Regions from separate parts of the Homo sapiens genome. Here region 1 is linked to region 2. A link is an interaction called in ENCODE POLR2A ChIA-PET data of the cell type or tissue named here. Cell type or tissue: PC-9. All regions are shown on one strand. Each heading gives the region's core, and the rest is flanking DNA. Links, peaks and the distances in the headings are about the cores only.

Region 1 (9,738 bases), core at 1,263-9,262, 200 kb after region 2:
GATGATATCAAGTTACGATGAGGTTATACTGGATTAAGGTGGGCCCTAATTCAATGGTTGATGTCCTTATAAGAAGAGGGAAACTTGGACACAGAGACACAAAAAAAGAAAAGTATATGATAACAAAGGCAGAGACTGGAGTAACATGTCTGCAAGCCAAGGAATGCTAAGAATTGCTGGCAACCACCAGAAGCTAGGAAAGAGGCATCCACAGATTCTTCCTAAGTCCCAACAAGGAATCAAGCCTGCCAACACCTTGATTTCAGATTTCTGGCCTTCAGAATGATGAGAGAATAAATTTCTATTATTCTAAGCCACCAAGCTTGTAATAATTTATGTTATAGAAGCCCTAGGAAACTAATATACCTGCCTAATTAGTACTGTGGAATTCTAATAATTTCATCATTTTCAGTATTAGAAATATTTATCTTCAGCCTGAAAACTGAAAAAATATTTACCATTGAAGGTTATTTGTTCACAAATTCAGAAAACAATTGGAGATGTTATCTCCATCTAAGGCACTGCCCATTTATGGGTACTGCCACAGGGATGAATTTGACATAAGACTCTGGACTATGCAATCTACCATCAGGCACGAAAGATCTATGAAGTTCTCCCAAGGGTTAGTAAAGCACCTGTAAATAGCAGGGCTCGATTTACCTTAGCTGATATCCAATAACCTAAAAAACCTACATCATTGTTGAAATTCTCCGACTGGAAAAGAAACCTAACACACAACTACAGGTTTCAAGGCCGGGCACTGTGGCTCATGCCTGCAATCCCAGCACTCTGGCAGGCCGAGGCAGGCGGATTGTTTGAGCTTGGGAGTTTGAGACCAGCCTGGGCAACTAGTGAAACCCCATCTCTACTAAAAATAAAAACTGCAGGTTTCAAGAAGTTTATCTTCCGTATTTAAAGTCTTCCTTCCACATTTGTAACATAATAAGGACAATTTTTCTAGCATTAATTATTAGTAAACTGTGGATTACCATTTTACTTTTTATCAATTCTGAATTTCCCAAAACATGATTCCTTTATACCCAGATTTATGTCAAGCTCCAACCAGTTCAAATATGCATGGCTGATTTAACATACTATTCTGACACAATAGGACAATTTCTAGAGTATTTTCAGAGTAGGTAGATATTTTTCCATTTTATCACACCCATCTCTTCAGCATGAACTAAAAAGAAGTATTACACAGGATGAAAAGTAAACTTCGGTCCCATTTCTTTCCTATCAATTTGTGTTACAACATTTCTAAGACTTAACTATTACTTGAAATACCCAAGAGAAGTGGATTCAGATTCTCCAGATGTCCCTCTGCAAGCATCTCTCATGATTAAAATGAGCCAGTCCAACTTAATACATCTCCAATAACTAAGTTACTGAGCAACTGGCAAGCATAAGAATGAGAATTAAAATATGAGCCAGTCCAACTTAATACATCTCCAATAACTAAGTAAGTTACTGAGCAATTGGCAAGCATAAGAATGAGAATACTGACCACAAAAAAAATCTTCAAACACTGATTTTCTAGAAAGGCCTGCCTCTCTTTACCTAAAAAGCAGTAATGACCTACCTTGTTTTCGAACATCTTCTACAGCAGCCACAAGCTCCTCCTTGAGAAACTGGCTCTCCTTCGCAATTTTATCCCCCTTCTCCAAGAAATTCTCAGTTGCTTGTTCAACAGATGCAGCCAAAACATGGGCCTTCTTAGAACGACCTCTCTTCTTATTAGAGGGCCCTTTACTATTGGTGTTTACAAGGGTTGTAACCTAAAAGTTTCATTTTTAACATTAAACTGGAGTCAATTAAAATGACAAACTAATATCTTTAAAGACAGCAAGATTAAGTTATTCTTTTAAAAAATCACATGAGATTCCACTGAACATTAACATACAATTCCCCATATTTAAGATATACAGCAATGATGCTATATTTAATTTCCAAAATAATTCAGCTTTCTTAATGTGTACAGAGAATTATTTAACACATATTTTAATTTCTCAAATATGATCATTAGGTTTTTAGTTTGATTTTACAAATTAAAAAATGATTAGAGACAAGTTAGATGTCTCTACTATATGTCACCAAGATGTTCCAGAAAGAGGTTAACAATGAACTTAGCTTTATCTGGAGATCACACTGCCACTGTTTTCAAACTTTGCAAAACATTTTAAGATAATTTGCTTCTGAAGTCTTTTGACAGTTTATTCACACAAATCTCAGCAATTAGTAAAGGTCCCAATAAACGAATGATTGCCCAAAGAAGCCTACAGTGATGACGCTTTATGTCTTAGAACATTACCATCATTAATACACATAATACCAGATTATCTCTAGGTTAAAGATGATGAATATATGTTATAGTGTAAATTTGCCAAACAAGACTCATTTTCTCTCTCTCTCTCTGAATCTCTCACATACAAACAATAGACATACTATTGTAAAACACTAAAAGTACACAGCTAGTTGCTAACAGTTTATGAACTACCCTAACATTGTGACATTTGTAGCATACCAAACCTAAACCCTCAAGTTGAATTACCTGCTAATTAATCCCACACAATGAAAGGTGTGTTAAGCAGAGTGAGAGACCTTAACAATCAAGGATCCAGACTCCACCTTTCTTGGGTTTCCCCTCTGAAGAAAGGTGAAGTATCTGCAAAGCACAAACATTTGCAAAGTTGCACTACATACCATGGACCCGTTACTAGCAATAAGACTGAAGAAAACGACAGCAGCAGCGTTCTCAAGGGTTAACTAAACCCATGCATCAATATTCAAATCATCTAAGAACTGTCACCTAAACTCAAGTACTGGAATTAAGGCTTTGAACTAAATAACCTTGCTCTTATGGTTGTTACCCAGGCCTGTGCTATAGAACCATGTTACAATGTATTTGTGTTTTCAGATTCTTACCTGTGTAACAAGAGGCTCCAACAGTCTCTCAACTGCCAGAGTCCTGATCTCTAGACTTTTAGGATCCCACTTGAAGTTTATGTTGCCTGCATGGACAGCAGTCATTTCTAAATAAGAAACAAAAAGTCAGTCAGGCAAACATCAAACACAAACATGAAATATGTAACAAATCTTCTCCTACTTTGGGACTTTTGCATCAGGAAAGCTATATTCACTATAGATGAAAAAATTCTAACTAGCCTACACATGAAGACCCAGTAAACCTTACAACCTCTTAATATTTAATGATTTCAGGCTTACAAATAGGAGGGGTACTACAAGAGGGCATTCCCAAACACACAGAATGTTTCCCTTTGGGCTTCTCTAGCACCAAGACTTCCTACCTCAGTTCCTACTCACTTTATCTGCCCCACCTTTAGAAACAAGATGAAAAGCTAAAGTGAATGAAAGCTACTTTCTTTTTTTTTTTTTTTTTGAGACAGAGTCTTGCTCTTTCGCCCAGGCTGGAGGGCAGTGGTGGATCTCAGCTCACTGCAAGCTCCGCCTCCTGGGTTCACGCCATTCTCTGGCCTCAGCCTCCCAAGTGGCTGTGACTACAGGGGCCCGCCACCACGCCCGGCTAATTTTTTTGCATTTTTAGTAGAGACGGGGTTTCACCGTGTTAGCCAGGATATGATGGTCTCGATCTCCTGACCTCATGATCCACCTGCCTCGGCCTCCCAAAGTGCTGGGATTATAGGCGTGAGCCACCGCACCCGGCCAAAAGCTACTTTCAAAGACACTGCTTCAAAAACGAATACAGAAGATCCTGATTTTTCCTACTCCACAACATTCATGGTACAGTAGTATCTAAAAGGTATGCTTCACTTCATTTTTTGATGGATTCCTAGAGAAGGACTTGTCTTATTCTATTAAAACATAATGTTTAAATCAGCTGCCCTCTGCACCCACAGCTATTATCACTCATAGCCAGAAGAAATTTCAAATCACACTTAGTCAAATATCACTGTATCAGTGTCAAGAGAAACTTCTGTCAGACAGCGGCTTTAAGAATAGGGAGAAAACATCAACGAAAATAACAGTTAGTCTTTTCTTCTAAAAGTAGTGCCTTCAATTATTAAAGAAAAAAAGAAAAGAAAAGGCATGAAGCTGAGGTAAACACTAATATAAACTTTCTAGACAACAAACTGCTGGTAGACATTTAAAAGCTTAAAGGCTGGGCGTGGTGGCTCACTCCTGTAATCCCAGCACTTTGGGAAGCCAAGGCGGGCAGATCACCTGAGGTCGGGAGTTCGACACCAGCCTGACCAACAAGGATAAACCCTGTCTCTACTAAAAATACAAAATTAGCCAGGCTGGTGGTGCACGCCTGTAATCCCAGCTACTCGGGAGGCTGAGGCAGAAGAATCGCTTGAACCCGGGAGGCAGAGGCTGCAGTGAGCCGAGATTGTGCCATTGCACTCCAGCCTGGGCAACAAGAAAAAAACTCCATCTTAAAAAATAATAATAATAATAAAAATTAAAAAAATAAAATCTTGGCCAGGCGCAGTGGCTCACGCCTGTAATCCCAGCACTTTGGGAGGCTGAGGCGGGCAGATCATGAGGTCAGGAGATTGAGACCATCCTGCCTAACACGGTGAAACCCAGTCTCTACTAAAAATACAAAAAAAAAATTAGCCAGGCGCAGTGGCGGGCACCTGTAGTCCCAGCTACTCGGGAGGCTGAGGCAGGAAAATGGCGTGAACCCCAGAGACGGAGCTTGCAGTAGCAGAGATAGCGCCACTGCAGTCCGGCCTGGGCGAAAGAGCAAGACTCCGTCTCAAAAAAATAAAAAATAAAATAAATAAATAAAATAAAATCTTTAAAAAGTACATTTGTATGACCCAGAAAATCTACTGCTAAAATCTTATTCTAAAGTTAAGGAACATGTAAAAACTGGGATACAATGATGTTCACAACACTGCTTTATATAAACATTAAAAGTTATAAATTACCTAAATTTCAAACAACAGATCACTCAATAAATTATGTAACAATGACACAACGGGCTACAATGTTACTCTTAAAAACAATGTTGGCAAATTAAAAAACAAAACAACCAGCCTGGCCAACATAGTGAAACCCCGTCTCTATTAAAACTACAAAAATTAGTCCAGTGTGGTGGTACACGCCCGTAATCCCAGCTGCTCAGGAGGCTGAGGCAGGAAAACCACTTGAACCTGGGAGGTGGAGGTTGCAGTGAGCCAAGATCGCACCACTGCACTCCAGCCTGGGCAACAGAGCAAGCTCTTGTCTCAAAAAAAAAACAAAAACAAAAAAAAACCAGTGTTATCAGTGCCCAAGTATTTATTTCTATTAAATACCATTTGCATGGTGGTTCATGCCTGTGATACCAGCACTTTGGAAGGCCAAGGCAGGAGGATCACTTAAGCCCAGGAGTTTGAGACCAGCCTGGGCCACACAGAGAGATCCCATTTCTACTTATTTTTTTTTTAAAAAACGGACCATTTCCCATTAATAGAAACCAAAGTTCCAGGTCTGAAGCACTGTATTGTGCGGAAAGGGGACAAGACTAACAAGATCATATCAAAAGACACAGGAAGCAAGGGCTCCCATCAGCCAAATTTAGGACAACTATCAAAGAGAATAATGACTGTAACTGTCTGTAACTAAATAATTAAATAAATATCCTTAAGACCATAGGGATCCTCAAAAGAAAGGGTATGGGGAGGGAATTTCTTTACCATGAATCTAGAATAGAATTAGAAAATGACCATCTTGCAACCCCCACTGGTAAAAACTGATCCAGCCAAGGATTAGCAATGAATGTCAAAACTACTGGGTGAAAACTGGCCAGGCATGGTGGTTCATGCTTGTAATTCCAGCACTTAGGGAGGCCAAAGTGGGTGGATCACCTGAGGTCAGGAGTTCGAGACCAGCCTGGCCAATGTGGTGAAACCCTCTCTCTACTAAAAATACAAAAATTAGCCAGGCGTAGTGGCGGTTGCTTGTGATCGCAGCTACTCATGAGGCTGAGCCAGGAGAATCGCTGGAACCTGGGAGGCAGAGGTTGCAATGAGCCGAGATCATGCCACTGCACTCCAGCCTAGGCAACAGAGCAAGATTCCATCTCAAAAAAAAAACGTAACTTTGAACTAGATCCCTCATAAAAGACTACCAACCACTGCCTTCTTCAGAGAGCTTTAGTGGAGATTAGATAGAACAAAGTATGATCCATTGACTAATGCATGAGTCCATGCTAATATGAATAAAGAAGGAAAAGTTCTTCCAAACAATAGGAAACAAACTAATAAATGTAGAAAGAACAATGTATTTAGAAAAATCAGCATTCAGGAACCATAATATTAATTGCCTCAGGCAAGAATCAAAGAATGCTAACCAAGTAGATTAGCATTCAGTTTCTCAGTAGCGTGATCTAGTGTCATAGTAACTCCCAACAGATTATTTATTTATGACAGATGGGGGAAATAGTAACTTCACAGTCCAGAAACCTGAGATGCCACCTTAACCAAGTAATCAAAATTACTGTCCCTAATAAGGACACAAACCCACATCACGTATCTCCTAACACGATGCACTGAGAAGGATACAACATCACCTCTGTGTTATTTCGCCTGAAAATTACATAACCTCAACTAGTCATGAGGCAACATCAAATTCAAAGCGTGAGACGATCTACAAAATAACTGGCTGTAGTCTTGAAAAATGTCAAAGCAGCCGGGCGCGGAGGCTCACGTCTGTAATCCCAGCACTTTGGGAGGCCAAGGCGGGTGGATCACGAGTTCAGGAGATCGAAACCATCCTGGTCAACACTGTGAAACCCCGTCTCTACTAAAAATACCAAAAAATTAGCCGGGCGTGGTGGCGGTCGCCTGTAGTCCCAGCTACTCGGGAGGCTGAGGCAGGAGAATGGCATGAACCTGGGGGAGCAGAACTTGCAGTGAGTGGAGATGGTGCCACTGCACTCCTGCCTGGGCCACAGAGCAAGACTCTGTTTAAAAAAAAAAAAAAAAAAAAAAAGACAGATTAAGAAACATTTCCCCTCCCCCTCTCCCTCCTCCCCCTCTCCCTCCTCCCCCTCTCCCTCCTCCCCCTCTCCCTCCTCTCCCTCTCCCTCCTCTCCCTCTCCCTCTCCCCACGGTCTCCCTCTCCCTCTCTTTCCACGGTCTCCCACTGATGCCGAGCTGAAGCTGGACTGTACTGCTGCCATCTCAGCTCGCTGCAGCCTCCCTGCCTGATTCTCCTGCCTCAGCCTGCCGAGTGCCTGTGATTGCAGGCGCGCACCGCCATGCCTGACTGGTTTTTGTATTTTTTTGGTGGAGACGGGGTTTCACTGTGTTAGCCGGGCTGGTCTCCAGCTCCTAACCGCGAGTGATCCGCCAGCCTCGGCCTCCAGAGGTGCCGGGATTGCAGACGGAGTCTGGTTCACTCAGTGCTCAATGGTGCCCAGGCTGGAGTGCAGTGGCGTGATCTCGGCTCGCTACAACCTCCACCTCCCAGCCGCCTGCCTTGGCCTCCCAAAGTGCCGAGATTGCAGCCTCTGCCCGGCCGCCACCCCGTCTGGGAAGTGAGGAGCGTCTCTGCCTGGCCGCCCATCGTCTGGGACGTGAGGAGCCCCTCTGCCTGGCTGCCCAGTCTGGAAAGTGAGGAGCGTCTCTGCCCGGCCGCCATCCCATCTAGGAAGTGAGGAGCGCCTCTTCCCGGCCGCCATCCCATCTAGGAAGTGAGGAGCGTCTCTGCCCGGCCGCCCATCGTCTGAGATGTGGGGAGCGCCTCTGCCCCGCCGCCCCGTCTGGGATGTGAGGAGCGCCTCTACCCGGCCGCGACCCCGTCTGGGAGGTGAGGAGCGTCTCTGCCCAGCCGCCCCGTCTGAGAAGTGAGGAGACCCTCCGCCTGGCAACCGCCCCATATGAGAAGTGAGGAGCCCCTCCGCCCGGCAGCCACCCCGTCTGGGAAGTGAGGAGCGTCTCTGCCCGGCAGCCACCCCATCCGGGAGGGAGGTGGGGGGTCAGCCCCCGCCAGGCCAGCCGCCCCGTCCGGGAGGGAGGTGGGGGAGTCAGCCCCCCGCCCGGCCAGCCGCCCCGTCCGGGAGGGAGGTGGGGGGGTCAGCCCCCTGCCCGGCCAGCCGCCCCGCCCGGGAGGGAGGTGGGGGAGTCAGCCCCCCCGCCCGGCCAGCCGCCCCGTCCGGGAGGGAGGTGGGGGGGTCAGCCCCCCGCCTGGCCAGCCGCCCCGTCCGGGAGGTGAGGGGCGCTTCTGCCCGGCCGCCCCTACTGGGAAGTGAGGAGCCCCTCTGCCCGGCCAGCCGCCCCGTCCGGGAGGGAGGTGGGGGGGTCAGCCCCCCGCCCGGCCAGCCGCCCCGTCCGGGAGGTGAGGGGCGCCTCTGCCCGGCCGCTCCTACTGGGAAGTGAGGAACCCCTCTGCTCGGCCACCACCCCGTCTGGGAGGTGTGCCCAGCAGCTCATTGAGAACGGGCCATGATGACGATGGCGGTTTTGTGGAATAGAAAAGGGGGGAAAGGCGGGCAAAGGATTGATAAATCGGATGGTTGCCGTGTCTGTGTAGAAAGAGGCAGACACGGGAGACTTTTCATTTTGTTCTGTACTAAGAAAAATTATTCTGCCTTGTGATCCTGTTGATCGGTGACCTTACCCCCAACCCTGTGCTCTCTGAAACATGTGGTGTGTCCACTCAGGGTTGAATGGATTGAGGTGGTGCAAGATGTGCTTTGTTGAACAGATGCTTGAAGGCAGCATGCTCGTTAAGAGTCATCACCACTCCCTAATCTCAAGTACCCAGGGACACAAACACTGCGGAAGGCCGCAGGGTCCTCTGCATAGGAAAACCAGAGACCTTTGTTCACTTGTTTATCTGCTGACCCTCCCTCCACTGTTGTCCTGTGACCCTGCCAAATCCCCCTCTGTGAGAAACACCCAAGAATGATCAATAAAAAAAAAAAAAAAAAAAAAAAAGAAACATTTCCAGAGGCCGGGCATGGTGGCTCACACCTGTAATCCCAGCACTTTGGAAGGCCAAGGCAGGTGGATCATGAGGTCAGGAGATCGAGACCATCCTGCCTAACACGGTGAAACCCCGTCTCTACTAAAAATACAAAAAAAAAATTAGCCAGGTGTGGTGGCAGGTGCCTGTAGTCCCAGCTACTTAGAAGGCTAAAACAAGAGAATGGCATGAACCTGGGAGGCGGAGGTTGCAGTGAACCGAGATCGCGCCACTGCACTCCAGCCTGGGCGGACAGAGCAAGACTCCGACTCAAAAAAAAAAAAAAAAAAAAAAAAAGAAATATTTCCAGATTAAAGGAGGCTAAAGAGACTTAAACACAGTGATTCTGGACTGAAATTGTGTTGAGAAAGGGAAAAACATTGAGACAATTGACAAAATTTGACTATGGGTACTGAATTAAACAGTAGCATTGTATCAATGTTAAATTTCTGAATTTTCATCATTATACTGTCATTATACTGTCATCAAATCTAGAATCACTAGAGATAGGGGTGCCAAAAGGAACCTGCATTTGCCTAATCTGGTAACACAGAATGCCTGTGTCCCAGTCATCTGTTTCATTGAAGGTAGATGAATTTGCTGTCTACATTCATGTGACGTCAGGCCTACACTTTGGTTTTTAAAGGTTATTTGTCCACTCAACTGATCAACCCAAGTCAGTGAACCTTAGGAAATGGAATGCTCTAGATTGCTAAAGGTTTGACAACAGCTCAACCAAATGTCATCAAATGTCACAGATAAGACATTTCAGAAGAACTATTTGCCCTATGGATC
Region 2 (9,738 bases), core at 535-8,534:
ATTACTGTCTATGAGATGACTTACTTAAACTTCATGTTTTCAACTCTGATTTGGTAATACAGTCACATGGCTCAAAATTCAAACGGCACCAGAGGATATGAAAAGTATCCTCCACTGTGTCCTTCCACCGTGTCCCTTTGCTACCCTGCTTCCCTGCCTCAAGGCAACCAGTGTTGTCAGTTTCTTCTAGAGATATTTTTCCATGTTAAAGTAAATATTTCCATATATTGTTTTTACATGAAAGGCAGTTTACTGTAGATTCATCATTCTGTAATTTACTTTTTCTGTTTAACTATATAAGTATTTTGTTTGCTTATTTGGTAGAGATACGGTCTCGCTCTCACCCAAGCTAGAGTGCAGGGGTGCAATCATAGCTTAGTGCAGCTTCAACCTCCTGGGCTCAAGCGATCCTCCTGCCTCAGCCTCCCAAGTAGCTGGGACCACAGGTACGTACCACCATGCCTGGCCAATTTAAAAATTTTTTGTAGAGATGGGGTTTCACTGGGTTGGTCAGGCTGGTAGCACTGTATCTTGAATATCATTCTTTATCAGTCCATAAAGAGCTTCTTAGGAGATAGTTTCTTTGCTTTCAATAGTTGTAGAATGACTCAGGTGGAAACTTTTGGGAAAATGCTTACATTGACCTACGTTTAAAAATGACAGTGCTTCAATTAATTAGACTTATTAGTAGGCAAAATTTATTGTTTAAACGAAGGAGGTATTTGATTGTTGTGTCTAAGAAGTGATTACTGATGGTTTTTTAGAGCCAATATGACTCACAAAACATCTTTGATGTTAAGTTTGGAATGCCTATGTCATTAGTTCTGATTGGGAATCTGTGTAATTCAAAATTTTAGTTTAAAATCTGTTAAGGCAATAAAGAAGCCACATGCTGTGTCTCCTTGGCTGCAGCATGTTCCCTCCATTGTGCTGGGACTGTTCTGTAAGAACCAGGTGTACGGGTCTGTGCTAGGCGTACAATGGCCACCAGGAGCTTTGGACTCTGGAGAGGCCCAAATGCTTTGTCTTTACAATTGTAAAAAGTAAAAAGTAAAAAACTTGGCCAGGCGCAGTGTCTCACATCTATAATCCCAACACTTTGGGAGGCTGAGGTGGGCAGATCACCTGAGGTCAGGAGTTTGAGACCAGGCTGGCCAACATGGTGAAACCCTGTCTCTACTAAAAATACAAAATTAGCTGGGCATGGTGGCGCATGCCTGTAATCCCAGCTACTTGGGAGGCAGAGGCAGAATTGCTTGAACCCGGGAGATGGATGTTGCATTGAGCCGAGATCACGCCATTGCACTCTAGCCTGGGTGACAAGAGCAAAACTCTTGTCTCAAAAAATAAAAAGCTCAACTATTTTCATTTTCTCTGTTGAAACCTGCTGACAAGTTAGGCTTGCTTCTAGATCCAGGTGGCCAGCTGGTTGGGCCGTGGCCCTTTCCATGGTCATGCTCCTGGTAAAGAGATTATCCTCAGGGTAGGGGATGAGATGGGTGTAGTAAGAGGGCTCCATTTAGAGTGTTTGCCAGGGCAGTCACTTTAATGCTTCTATGAGAGCCAGGCTATGCAGGAATACAAAAGCCATATATCATGCCCTTTAGAGGAGTGTGAGGGTTTAGACTCCTCAGGGCCAGCTGAAAACTTCTAGAGGTCCTACACATTGAAAAGAATATGGTGCCCTATCTTCCCTGACCTCCCTGCCTTCATGAATAGGTAATGCAAAATAAAAATAATTCTAAATTTTAGGTTAAGTCCTCTGGTCCCAGAATGGATGACTAGTTAGATTTTTTTTTTAATAATGCAATCCCAGCACTGTGGGAGGCCGAGTGGGTAGATCAATTGAGGCCAGGAGTTTGAGACCAGCCTGGCCAACATGGTGAAACCCCATCTGTACCAAAAAAGATACAAAAAGCAACCAAGAGTGGTGGTGTGTGCCTGTAGTCCCAGCTACTTGGGAGGCTGAGGTGGGAGGATCACTTAAGGAGATTACAGTGAGCTGTGATCATGCCACTGCACTCCAGCCTGGGTGACAGAGCCAGGCCCTGTCTCAAAATAAATAAAATAAAATAAAATAAAATAAAATAAAATAAAATAAAATAAAATAATCTATCATAAATAAAACAAAATAGTGCATCAAATATCAAATTGACCCAATTTTTTTTCCCCTCCCATGTTTTAGGTACCTATGTTGTGCCCAAGGACAAATTGAGTCTTTCTGTTGTCTGATCCAATCTCAGGAGTTTCTGATTCTCCTGAGAAGCTGCCCTTTTCCAAGGATTTGGGGGCAGGAATTATTTTACAATGTCAAGAAGTTTGAAGTTAAAATTGTTTTTGTTTATATTTACAAATATCTTTATCTGAACAGAACTTTAAAGTAGCTCTGAAATTTTTCTTCAAGAAATGTATTTTCTTTTTGAGTGTTCCATGATGAAATCAGTCTTAATTTCAGTTCAACTAGTGTGTAAAAACACACAGTGAGTGATTATTAGTCCCCGAAGGAGGCAAGACAGATGGAGCCTAGAATGGAATTGGCTTTATGATTAATTGAATCCTTGAAGAGTTGAATAGAGTTAGAGCTGATTCTGCCCAATCAGTGCCTTGAGAGGGCTGGTGTTGTCCTGCGCCTGGGAGAGGAAAGGGTCACAATAACCCAGATTTATCCTCTATTAAAATGGATTGGATGTATGCACCAGACGGTTCCCATTTTTAAACCATTGATGCAGGATAATTGGAATGGAAACAAACAAGATTAGAACTAGATTACAGGTATTTGTGCAAGTTGCGTCCTAAATCAATCAGAGTCCGTGATTTGTTCAGAGGGTGCATTATCATTAGAGTGAATCATTGAAACTCAGAGACACATCTGGAGCTGTCCAGCCAGGAGGGGAAGCAGGGGAAGGGCAGCAGAGAGCTGCTTGGAGTTGGGAACTAGGTACAACTCCAGAGTGCTTTTCTGTCTTTCTGGGCAGAAATCTTCCAGAGAGAATTTTAATTTAATTTTGCTCTTTTTTCTTTCCAGCAGGGATGCATAATGTATAGGTTTGAAATAACTGCCTCTTTGCTATAGTGAATGGACGCTTTTTTAATGTTTGGATCAAACAGACACCTGGGGTAGCTGCTGCCTGTGGGGACCCTGCAATCCAGAGGGAGGGAAGGGAGAGGGCCTGGCGCTGTAGGTGGACTAGCCATGTTAATCACAAAGTCCATTAGGATGATGGGTGCCCTGCTGCCTTGCCAGGGAGCCTGTTAGTACAGAACATCATCTGTGGAGCTGGAGATTGCAGGGTTTGCCTTCATCAGCGGGCTCTACTTCACTGGCCAGTCGCTGAGGGAGGAAGTCCACGTTCCCGCCCACAGCTCTGCCACCACTTATCTCTAGCCATGGCCATGGGGTGGGAGGTGATGCAAATATGTACAGGGGCCCCTGACTCAGTGTGACTCTGACCTAGTCCTGAACTCAGGAGTCTGGACACATGGGATACAGTCTTGGGTCGACAGTCAGAGAACTGACTTTTAAGCCATCATTTTACTTCTGTGAGACTTTAAGTCTCTGTGAAAACAAGAGCACTAGATATGAGGTTCTTTCTGGCTTGAGAAGTGTGCCCTGAGTTCCTTCCTTCCTGAATTGTATACCCATGCCAAGTCCCTGGCAGCGTGCTGGGTTAGGCCCATAGAAGCTTCACGTGATAGGCAAGTCTCACCCTTACCTTTGAACTACACTGGTTTGTTTCTCTTCATTTTTCCATTTTGAGCTGCCGTGAGTCAGGCTGCAGGCAGCTCATTTACACAGGAGTCAGCCTGAAGGAAGGTGGCTTGAAGTCTACTTTCATTTTGTCATGGGAGGTGTTTTCCTGTGGAATCGCTAATCAGGCAGGTCAAAGGGAACCATAAGGGATCTCACTCATCCCTAGATGGAAACAAGTACAGCAAAGCCATCTCAGAAGGAGACCAAAAACACACAAAAACAACTCCCCTGACAGCATTTCTTAACTCTGGCACTCTCAAAATTGAACATACTTAAAATATCCCCAAGGGATGGAGGTGAGGTTTCTTGGTCCCACATCAGAGCTGGTGAACCAGGGCCCATGCCACACCCTTAGGATGCTATAGAGATAAGAGCTGAGCCCTGCTTCTCTTCTCCCCATGTGCCCACTGCCATGTCCTGCCATTACCTCGGCCCCTCTAGCTGCTCTGGCTGTAGCTTCCACTGCTGCCGTTGTGCCAGGCACAAATGAGTTTAATTTGCCTATTTTGCTGGTGTCCCCTTTGTGAAGAATAGCGCCTGAGAAGCATCTCATCCCCTGTGTCTGATACAGCCTTTGTTCTTATCAGAGGCATCGCCCTGCTTTCCAGCTTAGACTCAGCTGGACCCTTTGCCCACACCCTAGCTTGGGCCCTCAAGAGCAAGAAGTGGTCAGATTTTCCTTCCTGCTTTTGTCTGGGTATAAGGGGATGGTAGGGGTTGGTAATCCCACTTGGGAGGCTATGCCTGATTCTCTAGAGCTCACAGGCCTCAAGAATGCATAAGAGGCTGGGTGCAGTGGCTCATGCCTGTAATCCTAGCACTTTGGGAGGCTAAGGTGGGTGGATCACCTGAGGTCAGGAGTTTGAGACCAGCCTGGCCAACAGGGCAAAACCCAATCTCTACTAAAAATACAAAAATTAGCCAGGCATGGTGGCACATGCCTGTAGTCCCAGCTGTTTGGGAGGCTGAGGCAGGAGAATCGCTTGAACCTAGGAGGCACAGGTTGCAGTGAGCCAAGATCACCCCACTGCACTCCAGCCTGGGTGACAGAGTCTCCAGAGTGAGACTCTGTCTCAAAAAAAAAAAAACAAAAGCAAACAAAAAAAAAAACACCGTAAGAGAGGGAGGGTTGGTGGGATAGTATCAGTCCTGCCTGAGACTAAGTAATCCTTGGCATCCAGGTTCTAAGGAGTTCATTCCTCTTTTGTACTTGAGCCTGGATATTATCTCTCATCTGCCTTGAGTGCTGTTTCTCCTGAAGTCCTGCAAGCACAGCTGCTCTATTCAGTGACAAGAGGACAGACCAGACACTTGAGCCTGCTGGTTATATAAGGTGCAGGAGATCTTATTCAGTGCCTTCCTCAGCCTTTGATTTTTCAGATCTTGATTGGAACCTATCCTCTGCACCAGGATTAGCTACCTTTGCTAATCCCCCGACATAGCCCAGTGTGACAGGAAGCTTTGATTTTAGCCTTCAGGATGACACACACTACTTGTGGCCTCCTGTCCCACCTATCTGCCTGATGCCCAGAGCTGTGGGCAGGGTATGTATCATGGAGATGGCTGGATGAGCTGTTTCCAGCAGAGGAAGCTCTTGTCTAGTGGTGGTTAGGGTCCATCTCTGGGAGGAGGGATGCTCACTTGGCATGTGTCTCACAGAGACTGTGTCTGTCTGCTTGGGCATCACTGTCATTCATGTTCATAGTTTCTGCCAGACGTCACTCTTGGGAGTAGAGTTCTGTGTTGGGGAGGGGTGGAGCGTGGGAGTCCGGGCAGGGTAGAGTGGGTGGTTGGACGGGAATCTCCTTGGACACACATCTGTGTGTCGCATGGGTAAGATTGGACCTGTCCTTTCTCTGCCTCCCTTTGTGTGGCACTCCAGCCTCTGGACTACTAGGTGGGTGTGATTGATTTCTTTTTTCTTTTTTTTTTTTCGAGACAAAATCTCGCTCTGTCGCCCAGGCTGGAGTGCAGTGGCGCGATCTCGGCTCACTGCAAGCTCCTCCGCCCGGGTTCACGCCATTCTCCTGCCTCAGCCTCCCGAGTACCTGGGACTACAGGCATCTGCCACCACGCCTGGCTAATTTTTTGTACTTATAGTAGAGAAAGGCTTTCACCATGTTAGCCAGGATGGTCTCAATCTCCTGACCTCGTGATCCGCCCTCCTCGGCCTCCCAAAGTGCTGGGATGACAGGTGTGAGCCACCGCGCCCGGCCTTTTTTTTTTTTTTTTTTTTTTTTTTTTGAGACAGTGTCTCACTCTGTCACCCAGAATGGAGTGCAGTGGCATGATCTTGGCTCACTGCACCCTCTGCCTTCTGGGTTCAAGTGATTCTCGTGCCTCAGCCCCCCTGAGTTGCTGGGACTAATAGGTGCAAGCCGCCATGCCTGGCTAATTTTTGTATTTTTAGCAGAGATGGTGTTTCACCATGTTGCCCAGGCTGGCCTCGAACTCCTAACCTTAGGTGATCTGCCTGCCTCAGCCTCCCAAAGTGCTGGGATTACAGGCATGAGCCACCACGCCCAACTGGTAGGTGTGATTCTTGATGGCACACAGGAAGAGGAAGACTAAGCCAAGGAGTGGTCATGTCTAAGGGCTTCCCGCCAAGAGGATGCTTTTTGGAATAGTGCTTGATGCCACCCTCCACCCATGGGTGTTTTGTTAAAAGGTTAACTTTGCTAAACATCTGAAAAGAACTATGCTAGGGAAGTTCTGTCCTAGGGAGATGCCATCCAGGGATGCAGAGGGCCGCAGAGACCAGGAGCACCGGCATCCCACTGACTTGTACAGTGACCTTGGCCAAACCCCTTGGCCTCTCCTGCCCTTTACTTGAAGTGGGGAATATTCTCCTGCTCCTGCTGGAGCCATGGAGAGATAGATGAAATTGTCTCTATAAAATGCTCTGATTGTTTTGGAAGAAAAATGTTGTATCACTGCCAGTTGTTGTTGTTATTAACAGTGACACTTAAAAATCGATAGGGCATCGCTCTGAGGAGCTGCAAATACTGCCTGTGGCTGTTTGTTTTCCAATTTATTCTCACCTTTTCCTAATGGAGGGAGGGGCAGATGCTGCCCACCCTGCACACCTTGCTGGTGGTTGGGAGGATTTATCTTGAGGTGATGAGAACAAATGGGGCCGGTGAACTGGACAAATGCATTTGCCAGCTGGGTTTGTTGCCCATGGCAAACATGCTCAGGGAAGCCAGCTCATTTGACAAAAGTTTACTGAATTTCAACTCTGTTACACTCTTAGAGGATAGGAAGATGCATTTGGCATGGTTACTGTCCTCAAAATGTTTAGAGTCTAGACCAAGACATGAAGAATATTTAGAAAAAAGTACCTACAACATGTCAGGCACCGAGCTGAGAGTCACTGCATGCTCTCATTGAATCTGGCCAAGTAAGTACTGTTATGGAGTAAAGACAATTACTATTTCCATTTTATGCATGGAGAAACTGAGGCTTGGGGAGGTTAAGTACTTGCCTAGTGTCGCCCAGCTAGACTGTGTCAGAGCCAAGACATGAACCCAGGCAGCGTGACTTCAAAGCCAGACTTCTAACCACAGTGTGGTGCCAAGTGGTGATAAATGCTGAGAGAGAGAAAAAAAAAAGAGAGAGAGATTGAGAGCACGCGAGAGCAGGCGTGAGCGTGGGAGAGCAAGTGCTTTTCCTACAGGACTGACTTGGGTGAGATTTGCGCATCTGGGACAGAACAGAAACTCCAGTCCCTGCCCATCACTGGCCCACATACAATTTGGGTTCCTGTTGTTTTCTCTGTCCATGAATCATACTGAGCTTCACTCCTTGCCTTTATTTTCATGTGCCATCAGTCAGATCTAATCCCAGGGGGGAATATCCTGGTGCATGTGTATCAGGAGTGGGCAGTGGATAAGAAACTTGATTTCAGTGCCCCACTAGTCCCATGAAATGACTCTCATGAAATACTCCCATATGATCTGGACTCTGGGGAGGATAATTTGGGGACTCTCCCCTCCTTTTTTGTTACATTGGTTCTGATGCCTCCATAGTTGGATTCTCCAGTGGAGTCCTGCATTCACTTGCTCCCTCTTGCCAAGGGATCTTTTGGAGACTGTTGAGAACCTGAGTCACCTCTGAGGCATGAGTGCCATTATCAGCTTGTGGTCCGAGACCCAGAATGCTTCTCACAAGAAATCTCCTTCTTACTGGAGACAGGCACCCAGGGTAAACTTTTTTTTTTTTTTTTTTTTGGAGACAGAGTCTCACTCTGTTGCCCAGGCTAGAGGGCAGTGACGTGATCTTGGCTTGCTGCAACCTCCGCCACCTGGGTTCAAGCGATTCTCCTGCCTCAGCCTCTCAGCCTCTCAAGTAGCTGGGATTACAAGTATGCGCCACCAGAGCCAGCAAATTTTTGTATCTTTTATAGAAATGGGGTTTCTCCATGTTGGCCAGGCTAGTCTCAAACCCCTGACCTCAAGTGATCCGCCTGCCTCGGCCTCCCTAAGTGCTGGGATTACAGGCGAGAGCCACCATACCTGGCCCAGGGTGAACCTCTCATAAGAACATGAGGCTGCCATGGCAGCATTAGACCTGCCACACTGGGAGGAGAGTTTGCCTGTTGTTACCAAGCACAGGAGAGGGACTCTGCCACTGGGGAGGGGGTCAAGCACAGTATTTTTAGCAAGCAATCCTTTACTGTTTATTCAGCCACTTTAAAAATAGATACCACCCTTTCTTTCTAATTGGCACCATTTTTCATCCTCTGTCCTTGCTTTTCATACACTGAGCTGTTCATGAATATTTATTTACATTCCCAGAGGCAACTCCATATATGTGTGTGTGCATGCATGTGCCTCTAAAACTCACTGTGCCCTCCTTCCTTTCCCTCATGAAAAGTGACACAGTGGAAGTCTGGGATGGAAGGGCAAGGGCCCTTGCCTTTGAATACCTTTCTTGATGCTGCAACTGATGAGTTTCCAGACCTCTCTTTTGGACCCCTGCTTGTCTCTTAGGTTACCTCCTTCCCTGCCATGGGACTCATAGACTGGTTGTCCAAACTGTCCACCTTTTTTAGCACTTAGCCAACTTTAAGCACCCATACCACACCTCCAACCTCTTTGCCTGACTAAAATGCCTCCTCTCGGCAGTCAAGTCTAGGATCCCTGAGGTGCTTTGATGAAGCACCCTGGCATGGACATTCAGCTCTTCAGACTTCTTATTTCATTGTTCTTGGCAAAGGCTAGAAGAGGCAAGTTCATAGGCAAAATGTGGAAACAACCCTAATATCTGTCAACTTTATCTTTTGACTTCATCTCTTTTTCCTCAGTATAACCGCTTCCTGTCAGCCATGCTGACACACAGGCCCCTAGCGGTTTTTGTAAAGCAAGAGCCTAGAGCCCCCTTTGGGGGTGTTGCTGTGTGCTGAGGATTCTGGAAAGAACCTCACCCCTGTGACTAGGCCCTTTTGCCTGAGTTGTCCCCATTCCTGAGCCATTGTTCTGTCTTTTGCTCACCCGGGTGGCTGAAAAGACAGGATGACTACCTGAGCATTTCAGTCAGGGAGTTTGTTATTGATGATGCCGTTCACTTCTCAGGAGTGTTGCATCTAACACTGCCCCCATGCTCTTGTGGAAGACCGCATTCTCTCACTCTTTACAGCTCCTCTAGACAGAAATGATTCCAGATATCACTGTGTTCACCCCTGCCTCCTGGCAAGGAGCCCTCTCTCATAGCCCATCCCAACACTCATCTCCTCTGGCCCTAAAAATTCATACATTCATTAAAAAATATGAATTAGCCGGGTATGGTGACTTGTGCTGGTAGTCCCAGCTACTTAGGAGGCTGAGGTGGGAGGATCACTTGAGCCTGGGAGGCAGAGGCTGCAGTAAGTCGAGATCACGCCACTGCACTCCAGCCTGTGTGACAGAGTGAGACCCTGTCTCGAAAAAAAATTATTTAAAAAAGTCATGACTACCTATTATGTGCCAGGCATTTTGCTAGACTGAGGA

The links. Peaks named below come from ENCODE experiments on the same cell type or tissue, not always from the same donor. Only the 100,000 strongest peaks of a DNase experiment are listed, where the experiment ranks them.
Region 1: POLR2A ChIA-PET joins it to region 2 with 18 read pairs; 5 of 35 experiments call an interaction of 5 or more read pairs at or near these places.

What each region holds. Positions count from the first base shown.
Region 1 is chr5:138,775,217-138,784,954 of GRCh38, reverse strand. It overlaps CTNNA1 (catenin alpha 1), which reads right to left. Exons shown (of 18, transcript NM_001903.5): 2 at 2,926-3,032; 3 at 1,583-1,778. The coding sequence starts at 3,030. Among named protein-coding and RNA genes, the nearest start is that of CTNNA1-AS1, 26 kb to the right of the region's middle. In PC-9, for the core only: no CTCF peak of the experiment used is centred there; no DNase peak of the experiment used is centred there; H3K27ac peaks cover 764 bases.
Region 2 is chr5:138,979,456-138,989,193 of GRCh38, reverse strand. All of the region lies in intron 7 of SIL1 (SIL1 nucleotide exchange factor), which reads left to right. Among named protein-coding and RNA genes, the nearest start is that of LRRTM2, 110 kb to the right of the region's middle. In PC-9, for the core only: no CTCF peak of the experiment used is centred there; a DNase peak (open chromatin) is centred at 3,733; H3K27ac peaks cover 706 bases.